Linked DNA regions of Homo sapiens: region 1 is linked to region 2. Evidence: read pairs that join two places in POLR2A ChIA-PET (ENCODE). Cell type or tissue: A673. All regions are shown on one strand. Each heading gives the region's core, and the rest is flanking DNA. Links, peaks and the distances in the headings are about the cores only.

Evidence for each region. ChIA-PET counts read pairs that join two places held together with the same protein. Peaks named below come from ENCODE experiments on the same cell type or tissue, not always from the same donor. Only the 100,000 strongest peaks of a DNase experiment are listed, where the experiment ranks them.
Region 1: POLR2A ChIA-PET joins it to region 2 with 17 read pairs; 2 of 35 experiments call an interaction of 5 or more read pairs at or near these places.

Annotation. Positions count from the first base shown.
Region 1 is chr7:138,224,960-138,227,878 of GRCh38, reverse strand. No RefSeq gene overlaps it. Among named protein-coding and RNA genes, the nearest start is that of MIR4468, 100 kb to the right of the region's middle. In A673, for the core only: no CTCF peak of the experiment used is centred there; a DNase peak (open chromatin) is centred at 1,628.
Region 2 is chr7:138,283,560-138,286,478 of GRCh38, reverse strand. No RefSeq gene overlaps it. Among named protein-coding and RNA genes, the nearest start is that of MIR4468, 160 kb to the right of the region's middle. In A673, for the core only: no CTCF peak of the experiment used is centred there; no DNase peak of the experiment used is centred there.

The sequences.
Region 1 (2,919 bases), core at 107-2,606, 58 kb after region 2:
CTACCTCAGCCTCCTGAGTAGCTGAGACTACAGGTGCACGCCACCATGCCTGGCTAAGAAAGGGATTATTAATTTCTTTTATTTCCTTTTTGTTGTTTGTTTGAGACAGATTCTTGCTCTGTCTCCCAGGCTGGAGTGCAGCAGCATGATCTTGGCTCACTGCAACCTCCACCTCCCAGGTTCAAGCGATTCTCCCTGCCTCAGCCTCCTGAGTAGCTGGCATTATAGGCGTGCGCCACCAGGCCCAGCTAATTTTTTTTTGTATTTTTAGTAGAGCTGGGGTTTCACCATGTTGGTCAGGCTGGTCTCAAACTCCTGACCTCAAGTAATCCGCCCGCCTTGGCCTCCCAGGATGCTGGGATTACAGGAGTGAGCCACTGCGCCCAGCCAGGATCATTAATTTTGGATATTATTTTTATTTACAAGAGCATCTAATTGGTGCAGTACTACAGACCTATGCCCTGAAATACTCTAACCAACATTTGACATGGTGTCTTTTTTCTTTTTTCTTTTTTTCAGTCCCATAATGGCTACTTAGCTCGCTTCCTTCAAGCTAAGCTTAAAATACTTAATGTTACTGAGGAATAGAGGCAAAACAGATGTCTGTGTTAACTCTGAGAAAATGCCTCAAAAATTGATCATGTCTTGTCATTGATAAAATGATAGTAGCACTGGCATCAGTAACACAGACAAGGGTTTGGGAGTGGTTGTCTATGCACACTGAATTTCAAATATGTGGTTCTCAGCAATACAGGGGGTTTTGTATGGAGCTGAATGAACCTTCCATAGTCTGAAAGCCAATCTTTGGGAAACAAATATCCGGTTGCCATGGAGACACTCAAGGTGGATGAAGGATGGATTAATCAAAATACAGTAAATCCTTTTTACGAGCTCCCTAAGAAATCTAGTGTGAAGAGAACCCTCTGCTCTGTCTTCTCTTTTTCTCCCCTCCATCACACAGGAAATCCACCATTGATGTACAATGACACACATTTATTGTACTGAGTTATGTGTATGTGCTAGTGAATGACGCTCTCTCTTGCCTGAAAGATACAGTCAGTCATATCAGCACAAGGGTACCCAAACATTATTTTTACAACCGTTTTTGAAATTTAAGAAAAAAAATCATATATTCTTTGCAACGAAAAGAAAAAAGAATAGTTAGAAACAACTGCTGAATAAAAATTGTGATTATTTATTAACTGAGCTACATTCTCTGGGGCATAAAGGATATGAAATCACTTGCACTGAGATGGTAGCTGCATTCAGGCTGAGTCTCAGTGCACAACTAATCTGATCATTTCAACTGTTCAATTTAGTCAAAAAACAAGTCATCTCAGTCACAGTATCAGTTAAATAAATAAATGAATGCATCTAAATAAATTATTCAGTTGAATAAATTAAGTGAATAAATAAATTAAATGGCTATTCCTCTCCTTCCTAACAAACTGACGGGTCAAATTAATCAAAATAGTTAATCCAGTTGTGGAAGACATTTCCAGAAGCCTCCAGTAAATCATTCTTGGGCAGCCAATTCAATTTTAACTCCTGGTCTTGAATAGCCATGGACTCAGGCTGCCTGGATGAGCTAGCGTACAGAATCAAGCGGATGTGAGTAGGTTTTGGACACCCTCCAAGGACAGATAAAGGCTCACAGTGAGGATGTTGGTTACTGCAGGCAAGGGGCCTACAGGAAGTCCAGGAGGACCAAACAGAGGCCACAGGCAGGAGGTTTTCAGGGCCTACACTCGTGTTCTCACAGGCTGAGGGAAACACAGAGGATGGGAATTCCACAGGAGTTCAGCATAGAGCGGAACAGTGGTTCTCAACTGGGGCTGATTTTGTTATCATTGGGGAAAGGTGTGTGTGTGGTTGCTACTTGCATCAAGTTAATGGATTCTAAGTAGCACAAAATGCTGCTAAACATGCTACAATGCACAGGCAGCCTCCTGCAATAAAGAAAAATGTCAATAGCGCTGAGAATGAGAAATCCTGGAGGAGGAGAATAATAGTTAATTTTTTTTTTTTTTTTTTTTTTTTTGAGACAGTCTCACTCTGTCGCCCAGGCTGGAGTGCAGTGGCACCGTGTCAGCTCACTGCAACCTCTGTCTCCTGGGTTCAAGCAATCCTCCTGCCTCAGCCTCCCAAGTAGCTGGGATTACAGGCGCCCACCACCACACTCAGCTAATTTTTGTATTTTTTAGTAGAGATGGGGTTTCACCACGTTGGCCAGGCTGGTCTTGATCTCCTGACCTCGTGATCCACCCACCTCAGCTTCCCAAAGTGCTGGTATTACAGGCATGAGCCACCGTGCCTGGCCCTAGTTAATTATTTCTAAGTAGCATTTTAGATTGAGCACCAATTCATAGATTTACTAACAGAACAGAGGGTTATAACCTCTGATCTCAGCTATAAGAAATCAGCTCCCAGTTTGGAATCTGAAGCCCTGGGTCTCGACCTGAGCCTTGCTTTTTATTATGACTGGCAAGACGGCAGCCTCTTTGAGCTCAGCTACTTAATTTGTTACATAGTGATAGTAATAGCTGCCTACCTTATAGTAAATGCTATAACAGATATGAAAACATGGAACAGTATCAGTGGTCCTAAAATAATGATTGGAAATTAACAAGCCTGGATTATCTTATCCATATGGTGTTTTTTTGTTTGTTTGTTTGTTTTCTTCTTGAGGCAAAATGGCTTACTTCTGACCAGTGGTGACATTAAGAAGAACAAAAAGAATTGATTTGGAATTGATCACTCATTTTGGATCTTCATTTGTAAAATGCCCATTTATTGCTTGAGTTGGGGGCTACCAGGTGTGAGGATGCAAGTTTGAAGAAGGTATATTTCTTTGCACTAGGAAAAAAAATAGAATAGGTAGAGAAAGAATTGGGGAGGGCCAAGGGGGAAGCAATGTAG
Region 2 (2,919 bases), core at 297-2,796:
TACACATGTGGAGATTATTGTCTGAATTTGATCTCTTCTCCATAATATGAAATGTACAATGTTTTGCCTTGGCCTCCCAAAGTGTTGGGATAATAGGCATGAGCCATCATGCTTGGCCTCACAATTCGATTTTTATCATTTTGTTCTTCCAACTTCTTGTTCTGCTTATCTTAAACTAGTAATATACTTTTACCAAGTCATCTGCTTCTAGACCATAATAGTCCTGGAAATCCTTATGATGTTAATGTCATTAATTAATGATGGTAATGACAATAATGTCAGTTAAATTGACAATTATACCTATCCCTTCAGTTTTTAGCAGTCAAGTCTTTATCATAAAGCTCTGAAGCTACTTTTTTTTTTTAAGATGGAGTCTCATGCTGTCACCAGGCTGGAGTGCAGTGGTGTGATCTCGGCTCACTGCAACCTCCGCCTCCCACATTCAAGAGATTCTCCTGCCTCAGCCTCCTGAGTAGCTGGGACTACAGGTGCGTGCCACCATGCCCAGCTAATTTTTGTGTTTTTAGTAGAGATGGGGTTTCACCATGTTGGCCAGGCTGGTCTCGATCTCTTGACCTTGAAGATACTTTTTGATGTTTCTTCCAGAAAACCCAATATCTGGTCTGTGGCTTATACAATGATGTCAGGCAACTCTCAGGTGAGAAACAGACACTACTTGTTGATAACAAGACTTGAGTTAATATTTTAGACTAAATTACAATATCAGAATGGAGAACAGTGGAATCACTGTCAAAGTATATATGTACATAGGCTTGCCTAAATATTTCATAAGTACTTAGGCCTATGATGGCCATGGACAATGAAGATATTCACAAATATCCAGGACATTACCATAAATTCTGTAAAGTGTGTATCATGATCTACAATAAATGATAAAGGCATTTAAAATCTAAAAATTCATTTTTAGATTTTCAGAAGTAATTTTGTTCATAGTTCTTGAACATAAATATCAGTAAGCCTCTACCATCCTGAAAGGACATACAATTACTAAAACATATTCATGTTAACAATAAATTGCCTTAGTTCATTTGGTCTGCTCTAAACAAACACCATAGACTGCACAGCTTAACAACAACAGAAATTTATTTCTCCCAGTTCTGGAGACTAGGAAGTTCAAGGTCGAGGCACTGGCAGATGTAGTGTCTGGCAAGGGTTTGCTTTCTGATTCATAGAGCACCTTTTTGCTGTGCCCTTACAGGGTGGAAGGGATAAGCTAGTTATCTGAAGTCTCTCTTTTAAATTTTTTATTTATTTAGTTTTAAAATTTATTGTTATTTCTTTAGATGAGCTCTTGCTGTGTTACCCAGGCTAGAGTGCAGTGGCACAATCACAGCTCACTGCAGGCTTGACCTCCTGGGCTCAAGTGATCCTCCCATGTTAGTCTTCCAAGCAGCTGGGACCACAGGTATGTGCCACCACGCTTGGCTAATTTTATTTTTTGTAGAGAGGGGGTTTCACCGTGTTCCTCAGGCTGGTCTCGAACTCCTGGGCTCAAGCAATCCTCTTGCTTTGGCCTCCCAAAATACTGGGATTACAGGCATGAGCCACCAAGTCAGGCGAGTCTCTCTCTCAAAAAAAGAAAAAAAATTAGTTTTATTATTTAGAGATGGGATCTTGCTTTTGCCCAATCTGGTCTCTAACTTTTGAGCTCAAGTGATGCTCCCAACTGAGGCTCCTGAGTAGCTAGGACTGCAGGCATGTGCCATAGAGCCCAACTTCTGGGGTCTCTTTTATAGGCTCACTAGTCCCAACTATGAGGGCTCTGCCCTTCATAACCTAATCATTTCCTGAAGGCCCCACCTCCTAATACCTTCACCTTGGGGGTTAGGATTTCAACATATGAATTTTTGGAGGGACTCAAAGATTCAGAGCATAGCACAAATTATCTGTACAAAATTAACCCCTCGAGAACCCCTTTTTGTCTGACAGCTTTCTGCACACTGTGGCCCCCAAAAACAGGATGGCTCTGTTAATACAGTTGAGCTAGTTTAGAAAATATGGACCATACTTGAATCATGTAGGTGGACATTCACATGTGAATGTTTTATTCACCAGATATTCTGTGTGTGTGTGTGTGTGTGTGTGTGTGTGTGTGTGTGTGTGTGAGATGAGGTCTTGCTCTGTCAACCAAGCTGGAGTGTGTGATCATGGCTTACTGCAGCCTTGACCTCCCAGGCTCAAGTGATCTTCCCACCTCAGCCTCACAAGTAGTTGGAATTACAGGTGCATGCCACCACATCTGGTTAATTTCTGTATTTTTTGTAGAGACAGGGTCTCACTGTGTTGCCCAGGCTGGTCTTGAACTCCTGGGTTCAAGCAATCTTCCAGCCTCAGCCTCCCAATGTGTTGAGATTACAAGCATGAGCCACTGAATCTGGCCCTATCAGATATTCTTAACATTGACATTGTTTGGATCTTTCTTTTTTTTTTTTTTTTTTTTTTTTGAGATGGAGTCTTGGTCTGTCATTGCCCTGGCTGGAGTGCAGTGGCGTGATCTCAGCTCACTGCAACCTCCGCCTCCTGGGTTCAAGCGATTCTCCTGCCTCAGCCTCCCAAGTAGCTGGGATTACAGGCATGAATCACTGTGCCTGGCCTTGTTTGGGTCTTTGATTTGAGAAAGTTGGTCATCTTATTTGCTGTATTATTAAAATTCATCATCACATAGATATCAGTAAGTGTACTGAAATCATTATCAGAGTCTCTATACTTCACTAAGCTACCAAAGGCTCTGAACTTCTATTTCCAGAGACTATCTATAATAGCCAGATCTAGAGAAAATAAAATATGCCACGACAAAAGATACTGAACGCTAGGGTAATGGGGTAAGGTAAAGTTTTATATCTTTTTTTTTTTTTTTTTTCCTGAGACAAGGTCTTGTTCTGTTGTCCAGGCTAGAGT